Linked DNA regions of Homo sapiens: region 2 is linked to region 1. A link is a contact called in ENCODE Hi-C or POLR2A ChIA-PET data. All regions are on one chromosome and are shown on one strand. The core of a region is the stretch at or near the end of the contact, and the rest is flanking DNA. Distances in the headings are between cores, read along the strand shown. Region 1 overlaps FARS2 (phenylalanyl-tRNA synthetase 2, mitochondrial). Region 2 overlaps FARS2 (phenylalanyl-tRNA synthetase 2, mitochondrial).

What was found. Hi-C counts contacts between places; a loop is a spot of excess contacts on that map. ChIA-PET counts read pairs that join two places held with the same protein, here RNA polymerase II (POLR2A). Pooled maps may share reads with other maps.
Region 2: a loop to region 1 is called in a map of heart left ventricle, with 2.8 times the contacts of the local background. The contact joins two enhancer-like sites. A Hi-C loop is called at or near these places in 6 of 168 maps with a recorded cell type or tissue (Right ventricle myocardium inferior, gastrocnemius medialis, heart left ventricle and 1 more) and 9 of 50 pooled maps. POLR2A ChIA-PET finds 5 or more read pairs at or near these places in 1 of 52 experiments (activated T-cell).

What each region holds. Positions count from the first base shown.
Region 1 is chr6:5,762,020-5,766,488 of GRCh38, reverse strand. The region is part of intron 6 of FARS2 (phenylalanyl-tRNA synthetase 2, mitochondrial); the gene reads right to left. Among named protein-coding and RNA genes, the nearest start is that of NRN1, 240 kb to the left of the region's middle. RefSeq lists an enhancer at 1,905-2,094. Within about 2 kb of position 1,993, at least 7 of the 41 ENCODE cell types and tissues checked have a DNase peak (open chromatin) inside an H3K27ac peak, as active enhancers do.
Region 2 is chr6:5,625,293-5,629,761 of GRCh38, reverse strand. The region is part of intron 6 of FARS2 (phenylalanyl-tRNA synthetase 2, mitochondrial); the gene reads right to left. Among named protein-coding and RNA genes, the nearest start is that of FARS2-AS1, 170 kb to the right of the region's middle. RefSeq lists an enhancer at 2,343-2,612. Within about 2 kb of position 2,606, at least 3 of the 41 ENCODE cell types and tissues checked have a DNase peak (open chromatin) inside an H3K27ac peak, as active enhancers do.

The DNA of each region.
Region 1 (4,469 bases), core at 744-3,243:
GCTCTGCCCTTCCACCAACAGAGGGCACAGCTGGACAGGAAGAATGACTGTGAGTGGGGTGGGCTGTGCCTGGGGCACAGACGATTTAATGTCTTTCCTGCTTATAGGGGCATTAAAAGGTGGTCTGGGAAGCCAGACAGCTGGCTGGGAAAATGGGATGGCTGCAAGGGTAAGAAAGGAAGGGTAAGAGCATGGGGGCCGGGGTGGGCACCACGAGGTTGCTACTGTCCTCCCCCAACTCACGCAGGCACACTCATCAGGACAAGAAGCCTGCCCCGAAGGACAGAACAGGCTGCACTGACTACCTGGAGTTTTAGAGGCAAACAAAAGTTCTCTTTTATGTACTTCACAGCTTCTACTCATAGGCAAAGTAAACCAGATTGCCCATTACTAAGTCTGAGAGGTCAAATCCCATTATAAGGAGTTTGAAGAGAGATTCTAAAAAAATTTTTTTGGTGCTACAATTTCATTGCATTGGGGTATTGGCTAAAATGAGTTGGTCACTGGATAGAGTTTGATTTTTTTTAAAGATTTTGGTATAGGCATCTTAGAATGTTTGAACCTCTGGGGCTTCCATTGTCACCAGTTTATTCATAGATTCCTTTAGTTATTCAACAAACAGCATGTTTCAGTCACTGAGTTGGACACAGAGAAGCACATGAAGGGGACCCAGTATCTGCCCTCAACCAGCTCACATCCGGGAGTTAGCAGCCTGCTGAGGTCCTGCAGAAACCCAGGAGCCGGCTGAGCAAAGGACTGTTCCCTAGTACGCCCATGACAGCAGGAGGGGCTGGTACTTGCTTGGCGATGAAGTCAGCCACACCGCACCCCACGTGGAACCTCATGTTCTCCCGAGATTTGCTCTTCAGTGCATAATTTCTCCCACCTCCCCGAGAACACTGACACGCGCTGTTTGTCTAGTACAGTGCGGCACTACAGGGCCCACCAGAGGGCTTCAGGTTATCCTGCCTGCTAGGAGCTTACCTCTTGAGAGGGGCAAACAGAATATAAGACAGCCCACGCTCCCTGCCATTGGCAGGTGATGAGCGATGCCATAGTACATGCTGTGCCCAGGGCCCACCTCTTCCACTCTCCCACTGCCGCCCGTCAGCTCCCCTTCTGAGAGATTCAGCCTGGCTCTTGAAACTGGAAACATGACTCAAGCTTTTCCTGAAACTTACTTTCACTTGGATCCTGGTCCCTGCTCCAGTGTGAATGCCACCTAACTTTACCATCCTGTACAAGAGTAGCTGCTTGTGTGGAAGCCGAGAGCCAGGGCCAGAGGGGCAGCCCCGTGTGGGCCAATGGGAGAGCTGGGCTGGACGGCAGAATGCAACAGCAGGGAGGGGATGGCATATTTCAATGCCGCCTCCTACCAGAGCCCCTAGACCAAAGACAAGGATGTATAGGTGCTGAGTATAGTCAGGGCTGGATCAGTGAAGCATTCTCAAAACTATAAATGTTTAAAAGGGGTCCCTCCCCAGTGATTATTTTCTTTTCCCGATCAACTTAAGTGATACAACTAACAAGTACCAAAAGCACTGCCAAGAGTGTCACTGCTCTCCAGTTCAAAGTGTGCCAAGAAGGAGATTTTCTAAAGAACTCTCAAGCCTTATTGGAAAGCTGGCACAAGGGGTCAGAGTGTTAGCGAGGGTTGGAATTCCTCTATCATACAACCACTTGGTTTACCCTGGCAACCAAACAGGCTCTGCACTCAAAATAAAACCTTTCCAGGGGATCCAGCCAAATCCCAGCTCCTGCAACATCCACAATAGTCTGCTTCTCCATCTGTGACAGAGCAGCGACTTCATGTTCTTGGATGGTGCGCTCAACACCTCCCAGAATAGATCACATATGACCAGCAGTCACTGCAGCTGCCATCTATTCATGCAGGGATTACTCAACGGGAGAGAAGATGCTGTCACGGGGCAGCTTCCATTTTCAGAGTAACAAACACTGGGTTTCCCCGGCTCACTCCTCATCTGTCTCCTGCTTGTCTGATGCAGAAGCTCAGTCTGGAGCTGCCCACGTCAGAGGCACTGTGCATGGCTGCGAGGGTCAATACGTGCAATGCTTTAGTGGGTAGGGCTGGACTCGGGCAAGAGGCACAGTAAGGCAGGAGGAGGAGGAGGAAGTGAGGACAGGTTCCATGGCCTCTCCTGAAAATATAGAAGTGAATGGGCATGGTGGAGTGGAGAACCAGACTTTGCAGCTAGAGAAACTTGGTTCTAATTCCTGCTCTGCCCTTTGCTAGCTGTGCGACTCTGGGCAGCTTACATCACCCTTCTCGCCTCAATAACTCCATCTGCAGAGTGAGGCGAACAAAACTTGCTTTCCAGGGTTTGTGAGGACTGAATGAGGGGGCGTGTAGAGTGTTAATACAGAGCCAGCCACCCAGAGTAGGCGCTCCATACCTACGCATCCGCCCCATCTTCCTCCTTTACTCCTGTGGCTTATTGGAGAGTGTAATGAGGCTGTGGGGGTGAGGGACTTGTATTTCCTGTGTTTCTTTTACCCTCCTCAGAGTTTGGACTCTGACTTTGGACTGAGGATGGGAAGAGATTCCTTCCCCTGGAGCACGGATGCATTAGTTAGCTTTGGCTGCAACAGTGAAGTGAGGAGTGGAAGTCAGATTGGGCAGGATTTAAATAAGTGGTCTGGAAACTAAGTAAATCATTTTCCCCCTTTACCTTCTCTATGTTAAAAAAAAAAAAAAAAAACCAAAAGGGAAGAGAAGATGAAATTCTGATCATGAGACTTAGGGTCTCATGACTCTATACGGTTTTCCTAATGAACTGCTCTGGGCTTAATGCAAGAAGAGGACACAGGCCTGGAGGCAGGAGGCCTGGGTGCCAGCCCAAGCTCCTGTGATGACTGTGTGAATCTGGGCGAGTCATTTAACCTCTACTGGCCTCATTTTTGCCCCCAGTGACAGGAGTGGAATAAATGTGCTCTGAGGCTCCTTCTGGCTCTAGAATCCTAGGAGTCACCTCAGAAGACAGAAGAGATCCTTTTATTTATTTATTTATTTGAGACATGGTCTTGCTCTGTCACCCAGGCTGGAGTGCAGTGGCAGTGGCACAATGATGGCTCACTGCAGCCTCGACCTTCTGGGCTCAAGCAATCCTTCCACCTCAGCCTCCTGAAAAGCTGGGACCACAGGCATGCACCACCACATCTAGTTAATTTTTTGATTTCATGTAGAGACAGGGTCTCGCTATGTTGCCCAGGCCAATCTCAAACTCCTAGGCTCAAGCAATCCTCCAGCATTCCCAGAGCCTGCACAGGAAGAAAGGGCAAGGCTAGGATGGGCCCATGATATGAGCGATGGGAGCCGGAGGGAAGCACGCTGGCCTAATGAGGGCAAAGTGCAGCGTGGCAGGGCCCACTGAGAAAGCCATCGTGCAGATGATGGGGCTCCATCAGTTAACAATGCTCTGGACACTTCTTCGCCCCCTCCATCTATTCCCTTTGTTATTTCGCAAATACCATACACGCACTCCCCAGAGGAGGAGAGGAGGTTCTCCTCCTCGTTCTCACAACGGTCTGTCCTGGGCCTGACGCTCCTGTGGGGCCATTCTGAGCGGTGCCTCCCCCAGCTCCCAGCCAGTGAACACCAGTGTTGCCGCTCCCTGCTGCTGCTGTGCCTGTGATTTCCTCCCAGAGGGATTTCTGTTCCTCAGAGTCAGTCACAAGAAACCAGTCCAGATGGTTCCTCTGACAGTTACTGCCTTGGGAAAGACAACTCCAATCCAGGCCTTGATGGAGGCAGGGCCAGAGGCAGAGAGAGAGAGGGCCTCCCCCGCCGGGCCCAGCTCCTAGCCAGCACACGTCGGCAACGTAAGAGTTCCTTAGAGACACGTGTTTTGCAGGCAAGAAATGCTTTTTAACATCAAATACTCGCCAAGTCCTCAGGGATGTTTCAAAACACCCCCAGGTTTTTATTCCCATCACTCCCTGTGACTTCTCCTGGTACTTCCCAGTGAGTGTCTCCTGCCAAGCACCTCCTGCGGGATGTGGCCGAGCTCCTTGGTCCTTGCATGCGTGTGTATATGACAATAACTGCTCCGGGGAAATCTAATGGACTCTCTTATGGAGAGACTTGGGATGCAGACTCGCCCAGCTTTACCACTTCTCAGTTACAGAGTCTTGGGCTAGTTCTTAATTTCTAGTCCAGGTTCTCCTTCTAAAATATAGATCATGAACTAACAAGAGTTTTTGAAGGAATTGAATGAAAAAAATGTATAGGTAAAGTGTTAAGTGTTGTTCATGCTAACAGTTAACAGTTGGTATTATTATTCAGGCAGCTGAAGGTTATCCACCTCTACTTCAGCCCACACAGAAAGACCTGAATGACCTTAGACAAATTATCTGAGCCTCAACTTCCTCGTCTGTACAGATGGATCACTGATATGATACATGCTACAACATAGATGAACCCTGAACACATGATGCCCAGTGATTATTAC
Region 2 (4,469 bases), core at 1,357-3,856, 140 kb after region 1:
CTCTCATCTCCTGTCACTCAGACTATTTATTAAATTTTTCCTTGACCTGTTTTCCAACCACCAACCTTACCCTTGGCCAACAAAGTTAAGATAGGTAATCATTTAAAAACTGCACATAGTAGGATTATTTAATGACTCTCCACATTTTCTACCAGGAAAGCCCACATTTTTATAAGGGAATACAGGCTTTAGGATCTAGCCCCTCATCTCCTCAGCCTCGTTTTCCCAACTCTCCCATCCTCCCTATTATGCTGCTCACACTACTTCACTCTTACATTTCTGTCTGTATACGTGGGCAACATGTACAAAGACAGACATATACATTCTACCTGAAATTTCTAGGCCCCTTCCATATCAAATTCCTATTTGTTTTTCAAGATTCAGCTGAACCACAATCCGCAAACATTTCTTGAGTATATAAGGCAAAGTAAGGTGCTACCCCTGTTTGAAATCATGGTGACACGTTTCTAATTTAAGACATTTTTTCACAATGAATCACATATACCTATGTGATACCTCCTATCAGACTGTGAGCTTCTTGAGGACAAGCACTCATTTTTTAAAAGTTATTTTTATATCTCAGACCATAAATATCACAGATGGCAAACTGCCTCACCCATGGTAAGTGTTTAACCCATTTATGGGACATCCTGTGATCCCTGGAACAGATGTGTTACAACCTGACATGGTGCTGATTTTCAGCCGTTCTAGCTATAAGGAAAAAAGCCATTTTCAGTTCATACTGAAATGGTCACCTCAGCCTCAACCCTGTGGTGCTCCAGAGTTCTCTCAGAGGGAAGCTGATCACTTCAACCTCTTACCTCTTCCTTCTTGTCCTCTGCCAGTGCCTGAAGTCTGCAATTGCATGTGTTTTAGAACTCATTTGATCTCAGGTGATGGCAGTGCACATCAAACCAGCTTAAACAACAGGAGAGTTACCACCGGCTTAGGGAATCTGAGGAAGGACTGGATAACCAGGCTGTGGGAAGGGCAGCATGCGGCTGGGCGCCAGAACACCAGGGAACCAGGGACTCAGGCACACCAGCACTTTCCCTCCATCTCTCATCTCTGTTCACCACATTCTCCCCTTGATGGGAAACGTGGCCGGGGATGGTTCCTAGGTACTCACAGCTTCAGCCGCTGGAGGAGTAATCCAAGCGCCCTTTGGTTTTCTGTCCAAACATTACAGAGAAGAGGCCTCGCCTGCCCAGCTTTGCTGGGTGCCCATCTTCAGATCTGTCCACGGGGCCAAAGCGTGGAGTCCCACTCTGCCAACGTGGAGGCTCCCTTACTGACCATGCCTTTGCGGGAAGAAGCTGCTTCTAGAAAGGGGTTCTGACAGCCCGGGTCAGAGGTCCACTATTGCTGTCACTCCAAATAGGATGGTCTAGGGACAGAGTGGTTTGGAAATTACACCTTCAAGAGACCTGAAGTTTCTCTGCCTTCCCTGTACAGACAAGCTTTTTTCTTCCTTTCATGTTACCTTCCTTCAGAAATTTTCCCTGTTCCTCATCTGTGGCAAACAAACAAGCAAACTTACACACAAACACATTACAATTTGACTGCTTGAATTTCCATCCAACCCTGTGATCTCCCCCGTTCCTGTCAGAAAGGGTTTCCCAGGTAACCGTGAATAATTTACATACTTCCTACAGTTTTCTGCTCCTGGAAGCTAAAGAGTTTAAAACTGTATTTTGTATAGGATATGACCAACCTCGTTAAAATCCCTTCTCTTTTTGTTTCCTTTTTTCCTTTTCCCTATCTGAATATTTGGCCTGCACCAAATAATTTTTAAATCATCAATTTACTTAGGACCCAACTTCTGTTTCTAAGGAGTATTCTCCACCCTAGTCAGTTTCTCCCTTTCAAGAAATCATCATAATGGATAGTAAAGAGTTCTGGTCACCTAGCTGGAAAACACTGCCAACTGAGGTTAAGTTGTGGCCTATATATCAAGTTAGGTTAGTTACCTCTGGAGAAAAAACAATATAACATACGTTGTTGATGGAATTTCTTTCTCTTTATCATTAATTCATCAAAAATACGTATTGAGTACTTACTCTGTTCTATATCCCAAATATAGTAGAAAGCTAAAGACCCAGTAATTGATAGTAACTCAGTGCAGTGATGAAAAGACGTATAAACACCAGGCAATGTGGCAATTGCTATAACAGAGAAATGGGTTAGAAATGCTTATTCCATCATCACTGCAGAATTTCAAAAATTGTATGCCATGTGCATTGCCGGACAGGCAATCTGCTACGAGAAATTAGCATATTGAATGAATTCTGAGATAAGCAATTACTCTAGTAAAATTCTGTGTAAATGTCTAGACCACAGCTGTCCTGCCTTATATAAATATTTCACCTGCTTAATTTTCACTACTAGTTTCCTCTTTCTTCATCTTACTACTGTTATTTCCTTTAGGGGAAAGTGAAAGCAAAGAAAAGCAGCCACATCTGTCAAACACAGAATCCAAAACCTACTGCAGGGTATGCCTTCATTCCCGAGAAGTATAACACAAATTAGGCTCATCTTATAAAATACAGTCATGCACTGCACAACGGCATTTCAGTCAAAGAAAGACTGCATATGCAATGATGGTCCCATAAGATTATAGTGGAGCTGAAAGCTACCTATCACCCAGTGACATTATCATCAGTGTAAAGTCACAGAGCAACACATTACTCATGCATTTGTGGTGATGCGGTGTGAACAAACCTACTACGCTGCCACTTTTATGAAGTATGTTTAGATATGTTCAGATACTGTACTTAACATTGTGTTACAACTCCCTACAGTATTCAATACAGTAACATGCTGTGCAGGTTTGTGGCCTAGAAGCAATAGGCTACACTGTACCCCATACAGCCTATGTGTGCAGTAGGCTGCACCTTCTAGGTTTGTGTAAGTACACTCCATAATACTTACATAACAAAATCTAATGACGAATTTCTCAGAATGTATCCCCGTCGTTAAGTGATGCATGACTATAGTTATGTTCACAAAAGATTATTAGGTAACTGGAATTTTGTTGATTTTGTCCTCATCTCTGAACTGTGCTCCCATGGAAAAGAAATTAGTCAAAACTGAGATCTAACCAGGTCTGAGGTGAAATATCCAAACCTTTATTTGCATGGGTTTACCTGGAGGGAAAGCCTAAGGAGGATGTGGGAGAGGGGCTTTGCAAGGCTGGTAGAAAGGCGGGGCTCAAAGCTGAGTTGCTTAAGTCCCAGGTGACAAGTTGACAGTGGGGAAACGTACAGCTCTGAAATACCACTGGACACCATGATGGCCCCAAAGCCTCAACGGTGGTGTCCCCTGGGGGCCCAATGGGAGTCACTGTCATGTCCAGTGGAAGTTAGCTTGCTGTGGACACCCCCTGGGACCTACAGAAATACTTCTGGGGGGCTCTGCGGGATACTGGGATCCATGACAGCAGGTAGGTGGCGATGCACTTGGGATATCTGAGTATGAACATTATTACGTACCCTCATCTGGACCTGCAGGCTGGGGATGTCTGAGTCTGAGAACTCATTTCCTACGTGTCTGATGAGTGCCTTTTCCTTGAGGTAGTTCCCACTAGAAAACAGGGATTCCCTCATTCGTACCAGGCCTCCTTCAGGCATTATCTTCTTCCTGTAAATGTCATGGAACATTCTACCTTGCTTTTTCCTTACTAGACACCCAATTAAATTCCAATCATGATAACACCTTCCCTGGCTCTAAACCATACATGAATATGTAGATCACTATGAAGCTGTACACTATTAAACAAAACAGAAACAAAGCAAAAAACCAGCTGAAGCCTCTGTAAAGACCTGCTGGATGCCTGGATGTTCTAACTTAACCATCCCCACCACCTGCGCATCTGAGATTCAGCCTTGTGATTCCAAGCCCAGTCCCACCTCTCCGGAGAGACCATCTGGAGCCTGGCCAGCGGCTCACCATCAGGGCAGGCGGGCAGCCTTGCTGATGATTCTGCTGTAACAGCAGAGTCCCGCATCCCAGGCTGTGGCCTCCACATTCCTCTGTAACTGGGCCTTACCTAGGACTCCACTCTGCCAATGACTGGATCGCTGTCCCCCTAAGCCTTATTTCTCTGTGACCACTCATCTGCCCCACCACACATATCCACAGTGTCCACTGGCCACTTGTCTCTCTACCAAACATCCCTCCTAAGACAGACACCCAGGATCTTGGGTGCCATTAGGACCCCTGGCAGACATCTGTGCACATCATCAGTCCCTCCCCCCGGGGCTGACCTCATCCCTGTCTATGCTGGCCCCTTGCCTTCTTTGGTTCACCCTCCTGGCTGCTACTCAAGCCTCAGTTATGAGCAAATTAAAGAAAAGAATTAGCACAAGAGACATGGGAGCTGCCTCAGCCTGCACCCCTGTGTCAGTCGCGGCCCTGCTTGTGTGATCCTGGAGCCCAGCTTGTTTCTTGCTCTGGAGAAGACCAGCAAC